4 separate regions of the Mus musculus genome follow, and regions 1, 2 and 3 are each linked to region 4. Evidence: chromatin loops called from intact Hi-C (ENCODE). Cell type or tissue: left cerebral cortex. All regions are shown on one strand.

Region 1 (2,500 bases), 1.1 Mb after region 4:
CTGGTTTTTGCTAGACTTAACTGCTAAGAGGTTCGATCCTCCCTTGCAGACCCACAGGGCTTGGTTGGCTGCAGTTACACAGGAAATGTGCAGTTGGAGTAAGAGTTTGTTTGCTGAAGGAATGGGGACAAGCAGAAAGGGATCCTCTCTTTCGAGTGGTATGCTGTAAAGCAGACGTGTAAGGGTGGGTTTCAAGTAAATCAGCTATAAACGCAAAAGGGGATGGGAAGCACACAGCACTTCGAGCCAAGCACATTAGAGCCTATTCTGTTTGTCTAAGAGAGCCATGAGTTTGCTGTATGTCTGTTCATTTGTTTAAAGTAGGGATATAGTACAGTTAGAAAGAGAATTCTAGTAGTTGTTTGATATTGGAGACAGCAAACAGAAAAGTTGTAGTAGGAGAGCTCTTGCCGTAATGATGTGCAAGAAAGCTTAAAAATAATTCTTGCTTTGGACACAGAAAATAAAGCTACATTTGAAGTTAGCTGAGTATCAGAGGGAAAGTGATAGATGAAGGAGGGTTCTGAAGCTTTGTGGAGAGGGGTGGCGTAGGTCTCACTTGAGCCCAGGCTAACCTGGAGCTCTCTAGGTAGCTCAAGCTAGCCTTAAACCAACCAGAGTCCTCACCCCCAGCCTCCAGCGTGCTGGGGTGCCATACATGAGTGAGATTGACATGTACATACATGTCTAAGATTGAGAGATTTGGGGATGTCATGAGTGACTCCACTCCATTCACTTGACAGTAGTAGAAGCAGCTCCAGTGCTCCTGTGGAATTGTGGGGCTTTGACTTGAGTGAGTTGTTTTAACCTAGTAGACAGTGGAAATGTGAAATTAAGTCTCTGATAGGTTGACATAGGAGCCAGCCGTGAAGTTCATAGATAGCAACTGAAGCCCAGAACACTCCAGGAGGAGCGTCTAAGATTCGTGACATATTTAAAATAGGAAGAAAACAGCATCCTCCTCTAGCACGTAGAGATGTTTGTCTTCCCACAGTTTTAGGGAATCCATAACTGCTGGAACTATTAATTTAATTTCTGAGGGGCTACATTAGACTTCAATAAGGATGTCTGATTTAAGGAGGAGACAAGACTATGAAAAGCTATGGTGTCACTCTGTAACCTAGGGTGACCTGGAACTCATCCTGTAGCCCAGGATGGCCTCAACTCCAAGCAACCCTCTAGCTTCTGGTTACTGGAACTACAGGTGTGCGCCAACCCACCCGTCTTGGTGTTTCAAACCACAGTCTGTAATCAGTGAGGATAGAGACCTGTGGAAGATGACCCACCCAAGAGAAGTAGCACCTTAAAATATATTGAGTATTTAAAGCTTAATTTTCAAATTGAATGTCTATACTTGTAGTATATATAGCTTTCTGGCTTCTGTGGGGACCTAAGTGAAATTGAGCAAAGCAATCAGTTGGTAACGTGCAGTCCACACGCTCAGCCCTTGCTGCTCCTGCTCTCATCCCCGCACAGCTGCTCCTCTGCCAGCCATCTCAGTCCCAGGCTGACCAGTCAGTAGCCACCAAGGGTTTTGATTAAAAATAGTCTTATTTAAGGCTGCAGTTATATTTAAATTTGTGGCTAAATCTATATTCCCACCATACTAATTTTATTGATCAGGTACATCAAATTTTATGCGTTATTTTACTTCTTGCTTTTAAACTTAAAGACACAGGAAGTATTCTTGTGTTCCAAAGCTTGAAGACTGTAATGAATCACCAGAAACCTTTTCCATTTTTGAACATTTCTCTGCTCATGGAAGAGGAAGAAAAGATGATAATAATAGTAACAGTAAGAATAGCTGAATCTGAATGCTTACTGTGTACAAGTGCAGTGCCAAGCATGCACTCTGTGCTGTGTTTTACACATGGGGACACTGAGGCACCTGTTCAGCAGCTCCTCTCTGCTTCTCCCCATCATATGGCTCATAAGAGATTGCTTTACTGAGTAGTCTCCTGCACTCTGGATGTCTCACAACGACAATTGAGTAGTACTAAGAGATCTCCTTGCTCAATTTTTAATTTGGGAGCTAAAAATGTTCCAAACAAGTTGTCCTGAGCAATCCAAGGCCTTTTTTTTTTGGTGTTAGAAAATGAGAGCCTTAGCCAGAGACCTAATATCACCTCCATTTCCACATTTCTCTTCCCTGAATCTATTGCAAAGTCCTGTTATCCTGTCTCTTGAGCTTTTCTTTGTCACCCAGTGCTACTCTGGTCTACTCTTACCTAGACTGCTGATAGGTTTCCTTACCAATCTCATCTTCCAGCCCTCCTGTTGCAGAGTGGTAGTTATTTATGTCTATGTCCTTCCCCACCCCCACTCTTCTAGCTTATCACCACAACTGGGATAAATAGCAAACATGACACAGTTTGACCCACTCTCCCTCTGCAGTTTTCTCCCTATAGTTCTTCCCACTCTCCATGCTGGCCTCCCCTTCAAGTCTTAATAGTTCATGTGTATTAGTCAGGGCTCTCTAAGAGTCACAGAACTTAGTAGT
Region 2 (2,500 bases), 1.1 Mb after region 4:
CAATTCTATAAGGAAGGCTCCTTGGCTATAACAAAAGGCAGCCCAAAGTAGAGGGCACTTTCCAGGTATCCTGCTGGGCTGCCTGAAGGAAAGTATCAAAGACCTTAGAATCAGTCGCCATTGTTGTAAAATTGCCTTCTAAACAGGGCAGTAGCCCCTAAAAATAGAGCTTTTTCTGGTTATCGGTTTTTTGTTTTTTGTTTTTTTTTTGTTTTTTTTTTTTTTGTTGTTGTTTTTTAAACCATACCCCGTTGCTCTCCATTTGGGAGAGAATCCAAACTCCTGTCTGCAAGGTGCAGATGAGTTTGGGTCTTCGTTCCCCTCCAACTTTATCTTGTCACTTTCTCCTAGCTATACTCGCCATGCCCTATTCCTATTAACACCTCCACGCCCCAGTGTAGCCAGCCCCAGTGTAGCCAGACCACAACATCCTCTTTTCCTCTCCTCTCAGGGCCATCCCTTCTAAATCTGTCAAAATCAGTCACCATAGGCATGACTTTCTCACCCAGCTTCTTGTTCGTCCTATCCCACACAAAGTACACCTATTTAATATTGCTCAAAAAAATAAATAAATAAAAGTGAGAACTGAAGCAAATCTGTCCTTCAGGGCTTTAAAACGTTCGAGTGCGCTGTGTGTGTGTGTGTGTGTGTGTGTGTGTGTTGTGCGCGCGTTTTCACACTTTAAGAGTAGGGAGGAGAGATAAAGAGGCATCCTTGGCTATCCCTCAAATACTTAAACTTCCCTACTAGGTGTGCACGTCTAAACCCTGTGATGACAGTCTAAGTCATTCTCAAAAGGCCAAGTGGCTCCAGTCAGAGGCCAAGCCACCTAAGGAAACGGCTCACGTGACCTTTAACCCGCTGGCCTCCACCACCGGCCAGAGCGAGCCCACAAGGGCAAGAGCTGGGTCGCGCGGGCGGCTGCGCTCCGGCCGTTATGAGCCTCGCTCCTCGGGCAGCACGGCCCAAGCCATCCCGAGGGCGCACTCCGCCCGGTGCGGCCGTTCAAGCCAGCGAGTGTGCGTCGCCAGCGTCCTGCTAGCCCTGTTGCTCCCGCCACGCCGCCGGGGGCCCTCGATGAGTAAGGCCGGGATCCCCGTCACCCCGGGGTCACGACTAAGGGCCCAGTGGCTGCTAGCTGAGCTCGTCGGTACAGGCGGTTGGGTGCCAGGCACAGTTCTGGTTTACAGGAAAATGAAAGCCCATTTGTGTCATGCTGCTCGCCAACGAGGAGCTGGAAAATAAACCGGGGGCTTCAAATCCACCCCGGGCGGGCGAGCTCAGGGAAGCGCAGCCCGGGTACCCAGCGCCCTCCGGCCACTTCCGCCTCGCCCAGCCCGCGGGCAGGAGGAGGACTTCGCCAGCGGCTTCGGGAAGGCGGAAGGAGCTAGGGGTTGGGGCGGAGAGGGGAGCAGCGAGAACCGGAAGTGAGTGGCTAGCCGGGATCCCCGGAGCTCCTGGGTCCGGCGGCGCTCTAGCCGCCTCGTGCCGCCTCTATGCCCCCGTGCGTCTAGTCTATTTATTGTCGCGGGGGAAGCGGCGGCCGCCCTGTACCCGGAACAACAAAGCGAGAAACCGAGCTCGAGCCTTGGGGGGCTCCTAGCAACGGGCCTGGGCGGGAGTTCCATGGAGACTGGGGAGCGGACCCGTTTTATCTTCATCCTTGTCCTCCAGCTTCTTCTCCGCGTCCGACGCAACCAGCAGCAGCGCTGCCGCCGTGTCCTTTACGACCGCCCCGTCTTCCCACGGTAACCCCGTCGGCGGTCCGGGGATGGGGGTGCGGGGCCCGCGGGGCCTGGAGCTGCCGCGGGGCGTCTCCGCGCCGGTTGGGCTGCGGGGAAGCTGTGCGAGGCGGGGACCCGAGCACGGGAGCGCCGCGGGCCACCGGCTAGTGGAGAGGACGGGCCAAGCGGCTCGGGCATCCCAGTAGGGATAACGGGGTGGGGGTGGGGCGCGCCTGCCTCGCGGTGGAAGGCGGGCAGGGATGGACCGGGTTCTGGAGCCCGCTCCCGGGGGAAAGAGGGACCGTGACACTAAGCGAGGGGTCGGTGGCTTCTCGGAAAACTTGGAGCAGCTGCGCGAAGGCTCCCCTAAATAGCGGCGCCGGCGCCTCTCGCTTCTGGCACTTGCCGGGAGCCCCACTCTATAATAATAGTAGTGGCCGAATTAAGCTTCGGCAAGAAGGATCTGGAACGCGGGAAGATAGAAATGAATTGTGAATAGGGTTGAGCAGGGATGAGAGGTGGGAAGGTGGGGGGCGGTAATCGCTTCATAATCGTCTGGACGGGTCCTAGAAGTATATAAAATGGGAAATGACTGAAATAGAAAACACTCCCTTTGCTGAGCTAGCTGTGCATCTGCAGGCTCTGCCAGGGTGTACATTGCACCGAGTGTCAAGCTGCAGCCAGTCCACATCTGTGAGCTTTACTGCATCTGTCACCTGCAGAGCGAGACTGGCAGTGACTAGTGTGAGCTTGGCATACTTGTGGTTAAGAAGAAT
Region 3 (2,500 bases), 1.1 Mb after region 4:
CAGAACATAAAATTTCAGTGACTATTTTGTTTTCTCTCCCAGGATGTGATCTTCGTGGTGGGAACCAAGTTTCTAAACTACCCCAATGGATGCAGACAGTGATGTTGCATTGGACATTTTAATTACAAATGTAGTCTGTGTTTTTAGAACAAGATGCCATTTGAACTTAAGGAAGATTGCTTTGGAGGGAGCAAATGTAATTTATAAGCGTGATGTTGGGGTAAGTGTCTGAGTTTCAGTGTGTGCACTCTCTAGCCTGATCTGACCATGCTTTGAGTGGTACTGTTGTATTGTGCAGATGAATTGTGAGCACCTTGTTATGCTAGGTGTAACTGGGCAGCATGGAGCCCTGTAGAAATGGCCCTTCTCCTGGAGATTACAGGTACAGATAAGAGATAGGACTGACTTTGCATCTTGGTGGCTGTATACCCTAGTTCAAACCCTACTTTAATTCTGTTGTATGTAAATTTCCTGTTCCTTTTTAGTTAGCTAAGTTATATTTTTAAAAATAAGTTGCTAAATAAAATAAGTTGTGATTCGTGCCGGGTGTGGTGGCGCACGCCTTTAATCCCAGCACTCGGGAGGCAGAGGCAGGCAGATTTCTGAGTTCGAGGCCAGCCTGGTCTACAAAGTGAGTTCCAGGACAGCCAGGACTATACAGAGAAACCCTGTCTCGAAAAAAAACAAACAAAAAAAAAAAGAATGTGATTCGTGTTTTAACCTACGTGTAAGATTTTGTTTTATTAAACCTCTTTAATCTATTTAAAAGCATTAGTGTTATTAATAAGTAACAAAATGTTAGTGATTTGATGTCAGCTATATTGACAGTGGATATGCATTTGGCTTTGATAAAGTACATGTTGAAAAATGCAGCCAGGAAACAGTAGAAACATGGGAAATGCAAAATAAAAGTCACCCTAGTCCACATGGCTCGTAGAGAAAAGGGAACAACAGCGACTAGTGTCTTAGTTTCTTTTCTGTCACTTATAGAAGAAAGAGTTTATTGTGGGCTTATAGTTTCAGGCAGTTCTGGTGGGAAGCATGGCAGCAGGCAGGCATGGCAGGCAGGCAGTAGTAGCAAGAGCTCACATCTTGATCCACAAGCGTGTGGCAGAGTTAGGGTCATAGGGGGACTGACACTGGGAATGGCCTGGGCTGCTGAAACCTCAAACCCCAGTGACACAGCTCCTCCAGGGCCACAGCTCCTATTCCTTCCCAAACAGTGCCACCAGCTGAGGACAAGTATTTGAACCTATGAGCCTATGGAGAGCATTCTCATTCAAAGCACTGCGGCTGCAGGGATGTGGCCCCTTATATACACGCTGCTGATGGGATTGTAAACTCAGCCTCTGAGACAGGTGGGACAGAGTCAAGCTAGGTGTCCTCAGATGAGAGGACAAAGAAAATTGACACATGCACGCTGAGCATGTCATTGTTACATGCAGTGAAGGGGAGTAAGCCAGACTCAGCACAGCAAGCATCGCATCCTTCCTCTAACAGACATTACATACATACTTAGCCCAGCAGGGGGAAGACTGAGGAGAGAAAGCACACTGACGTGGGAGTAGGGAGGAAAGAGAGAGCAAGGCTGAGTGCTGAGGCTCCACGGTGCACTGAGGAGTTGCCGTAGGAGACCTAGCACTAGATAGGGTCTAGACACCAAGGAGGTGGCTCCGTGGGCAAATCGCTTGTTGCACAGTCTTGGTGCACTGGGATTCTCAGAACCATGTGACAACCCAGGTACGAGCGGTGCTGCTTGTTCTCCTGTGGGAGACAGGCAGAGATGGAATTCCTGGGGCACATGGCCCAGCCAGTGCGTCACAGGACGGTGTGTGCCTGCACACACATACGTATGAACATTCATGTATATGTCATAGACACACAAAAGTTTTTTTGTAATAAATATTTTATTAGATATTTTCTTTATTTACATTTCAAACACGAAAGATTTTTTTTTTTAAGTTAGGGATGTATCTGAAGGTTTAATTTAAGTTCTAAAAACCTAAGTGCCTGTATACCCTAGGTAAATTATCTCCAGTTTTTAGAACTAGAAACTCAAGAATGAGGTGAATTCAACAAAACCAAAATCTCATTGGCCAATTAAGATTTTTTTTAATGTGTTAGTAATAACATCTTCCCTTAACAAATAAATAAATAAATAAAAATAAGAAGAATACACAGAAAGTCAGGTGCCAAAACACACGACTGTAGTCCTCACACAGAGTATAGAATCATGCATTGTTGGCCAGTCTGGGCTACCTAAAGAGACGCCCTCCATCAGAAAAGCAAAGTACAATAAGAATTTAAGCTGACAGTCTTGAGGTGGCAAGTAATAGCTAAGTGTCAGATGATGTCATTTCACGGTTTCGCATCTGAAATTTGACAGCTTATTTTAGTTTGAACATCATCTTCCTCAGCCTGCATTGTATGGTACTGTGATGATGTGCACATGACGGAGCAAGGAAAGACCTCTGCAGGGAGAGTCGTGTATAGACCTTTT
Region 4 (2,500 bases):
AACTTAGGCACCAAGCTGAAAGGACTCAGCTGTTTCTTCTTAGTATTTAAATGCAGTAGTTATTTTCCAATTTTACCATCTAGTCTCTTCTGTGAGACTTTTCTTCCGGGAAGAGAACTCTAATATGCTTAACACTTAAATGTTTTCCTTTTTTTGCTTTAGACATTGTCTTCCTGGTAGCCTGGAACTCACAGCTATCCACCTGCCTCTGCTTCTCAGGTGCTGGGATGAAAGTCTTGCAACTTATGTATGGTTTGACACATTAACTTTTAATAGCCTTATACTAAGGAAACTACTTAAACTCTACTTAACCACATTCTTTTCCGACTGTGTAATGTTTCAAAATCACTTCCAAAACAGCCAAAAGGCACGTGTGCCTTCCTGCTCTCTCTTCCTGTCTGAATATTCTTCCTGCACTTACCTGGCTGGAACTCTAGTTAAAACCTCTTTTAAATGCTGCCATAAACTCCAAATCCCCTGCGTTCCCACATCATCTCCACTCCCCAGCACCGTGGCATTCTGGTATGTTACTCTTTGGCTAAAATACTAGCTTTATCTTTTAAAATGCAGACTTTTAAGTGTCCGCCGTCTCTCATCTTTAAAACAGCACCATAGACACTGGCAGAAATACGCCCACAGAAACTAACCACCTATTAAATACTTTTTTGAATTGCAGGGGTAAGGAAGCAAGCATGAGGCTTTAGGGGTGAAACCCAAACGTTTATTGGAAAAGCTAAAACTTCCATCAACTTTCTTATATCCTCATGAAATTCATGAGCCCGACAATGATCACTGTATCCACCAGGTTGGCCATCAGAAGCTCTGGTTGGCTTCGGGGATATCTTCTGAGAGAGATGTCTTGTGTATTTGCTTTGGAAGTAGAAGAGCGAGTGATTCCTTCGAAATTAAAATGCATTTGTCGGCGTAGGCGGGAACTGGCTTTAAGATTCTGGAGTTCCACTCCTGGTAGCCGAATCCTCGGTGGAATTTAGTGACAGATCCACAGTGAGAGTTTAACATGTACCTCAGGGATCCAGTGTCTGCGAAGCTGCGACTCGGGAAAAAAACTAGGGTCATTACCTAAATGTTCATTCAGAACCGGTTGCATTCAGACCGGGATCTGACCTGGCCGCAAGGTCTGCTTAAACACGTTGCAAAGCAGTGGGGTTTGTGATCATACACAAATCACAGCCACTCAGAGAGGCTAAAAACCAAAGGACCAAAATGTGGACACACTCAGCCTAATCGGCCAGTATTGGCAACAGGAAACTTCACGATAAGACGTGGAAAAACTGCTTAAAACAAAGTAATTCAGCAGCGAAGAAAACGGCAGTAGTTTGGCTCCTCTCGTGTTCCGTAGGAGCGGATCGTGGGACCTCTGTGGTCCACGCCCCCTGGGCAAAGGCTGCCCGCTGCGATGCCTGCTAGAAATCCAGCCGCGTTCTTACCACGGACGCTCCTAAAGGCGGAAGTGGAAACTCCTAAGGCACGGCACCACCGGAGCCACCTCTTTAGTGGGAGGAGTTGCACATGCGCACAGAAGTCGAGCGGAGCGCTTAAATACCGTCATGCGGCCACCGCCGGCCTTTTCCCCTGCCGCCGCCGACTTGCGCGGAGGCGGAAGCTCGGGGTGAGTGTGATCCCAGCTCGTGCGCCGGCGATAGCGTGTCTACTGCGCCTTGGCTTCAAAAGTGAAGTACTTGGGTCTTAACGGGCGATTTACTGATGTTTTGTCTTTCAGTGCGTTCAAGATTCGGCGTCACCCGTGATTCACCGCCATGGCCGAGGAAGGGTGAGCGAGTGGGGCGTGGGCCTCCCGCGGGCGGCGCTGGTCTGGGCTTTTCTCCATGCTAGTTCCCCATCCCTAGCCTGCCGAGGGTCCTAACGTCTCTGTCTGCATTCCAGCATAGCTGCTGGAGGTGTAATGGACGTCAACACTGCTCTACAAGAGGTGCTGAAGACCGCCCTCATCCACGATGGCCTAGCACGTGGCATACGCGAAGCTGCCAAAGCCTTAGACAAGTACGTGTCTCAGTCTCAATACTGTGGGGTGTTGCAGCCGGAACAAAGACTGCAGCAGCCAAGGGAAGAGAGCGTGAAGTTCATGCTGTTAGCACAAAAGTTCTGAATGTCATCCGGCCAGCAGGAAACCTAGGAAAAGGTATCAACTCTAGCCCACTTAGGATGTGTGGGTTGCTGTGTGGATCGGGGATGACGAGCAGTAGTTTTGTAAAGCTACAGTGTTTGCATGATGACTTGAATTGTCGGATACCCCTTCACCCCGTTCATGGGTGAGAAACAGCTAGTCTGACAAACCTGTAGCTCGTGGGGATAGATAGTCCGGTAGTTTTGCTAGAAGATGGAAAAGGGGGGGGCATCATTATTTAGTTTGCAAATACTTAAACGACAATATTGTGGTGTCGGGGAAATCTAGCTATATCCGGGAGACTTGAGAACATGCATGGTTTATTAGGCTTATGCACGTGTATTCTACTGTTTG

The links. Hi-C counts contacts between places; a loop is a spot of excess contacts. Peaks named below come from ENCODE experiments on the same cell type or tissue, not always from the same donor. Only the 100,000 strongest peaks of a DNase experiment are listed, where the experiment ranks them.
Region 1: it touches region 4 in a loop (4-fold over the local background); 11 of 42 quality-filtered maps call a loop at or near these places.
Region 2: a loop joins it to region 4, with 5 times the contacts of the local background. A loop is called at or near these places in 9 of 42 quality-filtered maps.
Region 3: it touches region 4 in a loop (3-fold over the local background); 3 of 42 quality-filtered maps call a loop at or near these places.

What each region holds. Positions count from the first base shown.
Region 1 is chr10:22,720,305-22,722,804 of GRCm38, reverse strand. The region is part of intron 1 of Tbpl1 (TATA box binding protein-like 1); the gene reads left to right. Among named protein-coding and RNA genes, the nearest start is that of Mir7663, 7.9 kb to the left of the region's middle. In left cerebral cortex, a CTCF peak has its summit at 1,204; DNase peaks (open chromatin) are centred at 912, 1,211, 1,475 and 1,850; H3K27ac peaks cover 626 bases.
Region 2 is chr10:22,730,364-22,732,863 of GRCm38, reverse strand. Tbpl1 (TATA box binding protein-like 1) reads left to right here and starts at 1,417. Exons shown (of 7, transcript NM_011603.5): 1 at 1,417-1,748. In left cerebral cortex, a CTCF peak has its summit at 1,513; DNase peaks (open chromatin) are centred at 463, 1,448 and 2,276; H3K4me3 peaks cover 1,948 bases; H3K27ac peaks cover 1,830 bases.
Region 3 is chr10:22,709,634-22,712,133 of GRCm38, reverse strand. It overlaps Tbpl1 (TATA box binding protein-like 1), which reads left to right. Exons shown (of 7, transcript NM_011603.5): 2 at 43-220. The coding sequence starts at 86. Among named protein-coding and RNA genes, the nearest start is that of Mir7663, 19 kb to the left of the region's middle. In left cerebral cortex, a CTCF peak has its summit at 1,515 (motif pointing right); a DNase peak (open chromatin) is centred at 1,552.
Region 4 is chr10:23,786,286-23,788,785 of GRCm38, reverse strand. Rps12 (ribosomal protein S12) reads left to right here and starts at 1,577. Exons shown (of 6, transcript NM_011295.6): 1 at 1,577-1,630; 2 at 1,742-1,792; 3 at 1,906-2,022. The coding sequence starts at 1,779. It overlaps LOC115487513 (a small nucleolar RNA gene), which reads left to right and starts at 2,243; the gene lies at 2,243-2,316. In left cerebral cortex, a CTCF peak has its summit at 1,469; a DNase peak (open chromatin) is centred at 1,446; H3K4me3 peaks cover 2,148 bases; H3K27ac peaks cover 1,314 bases.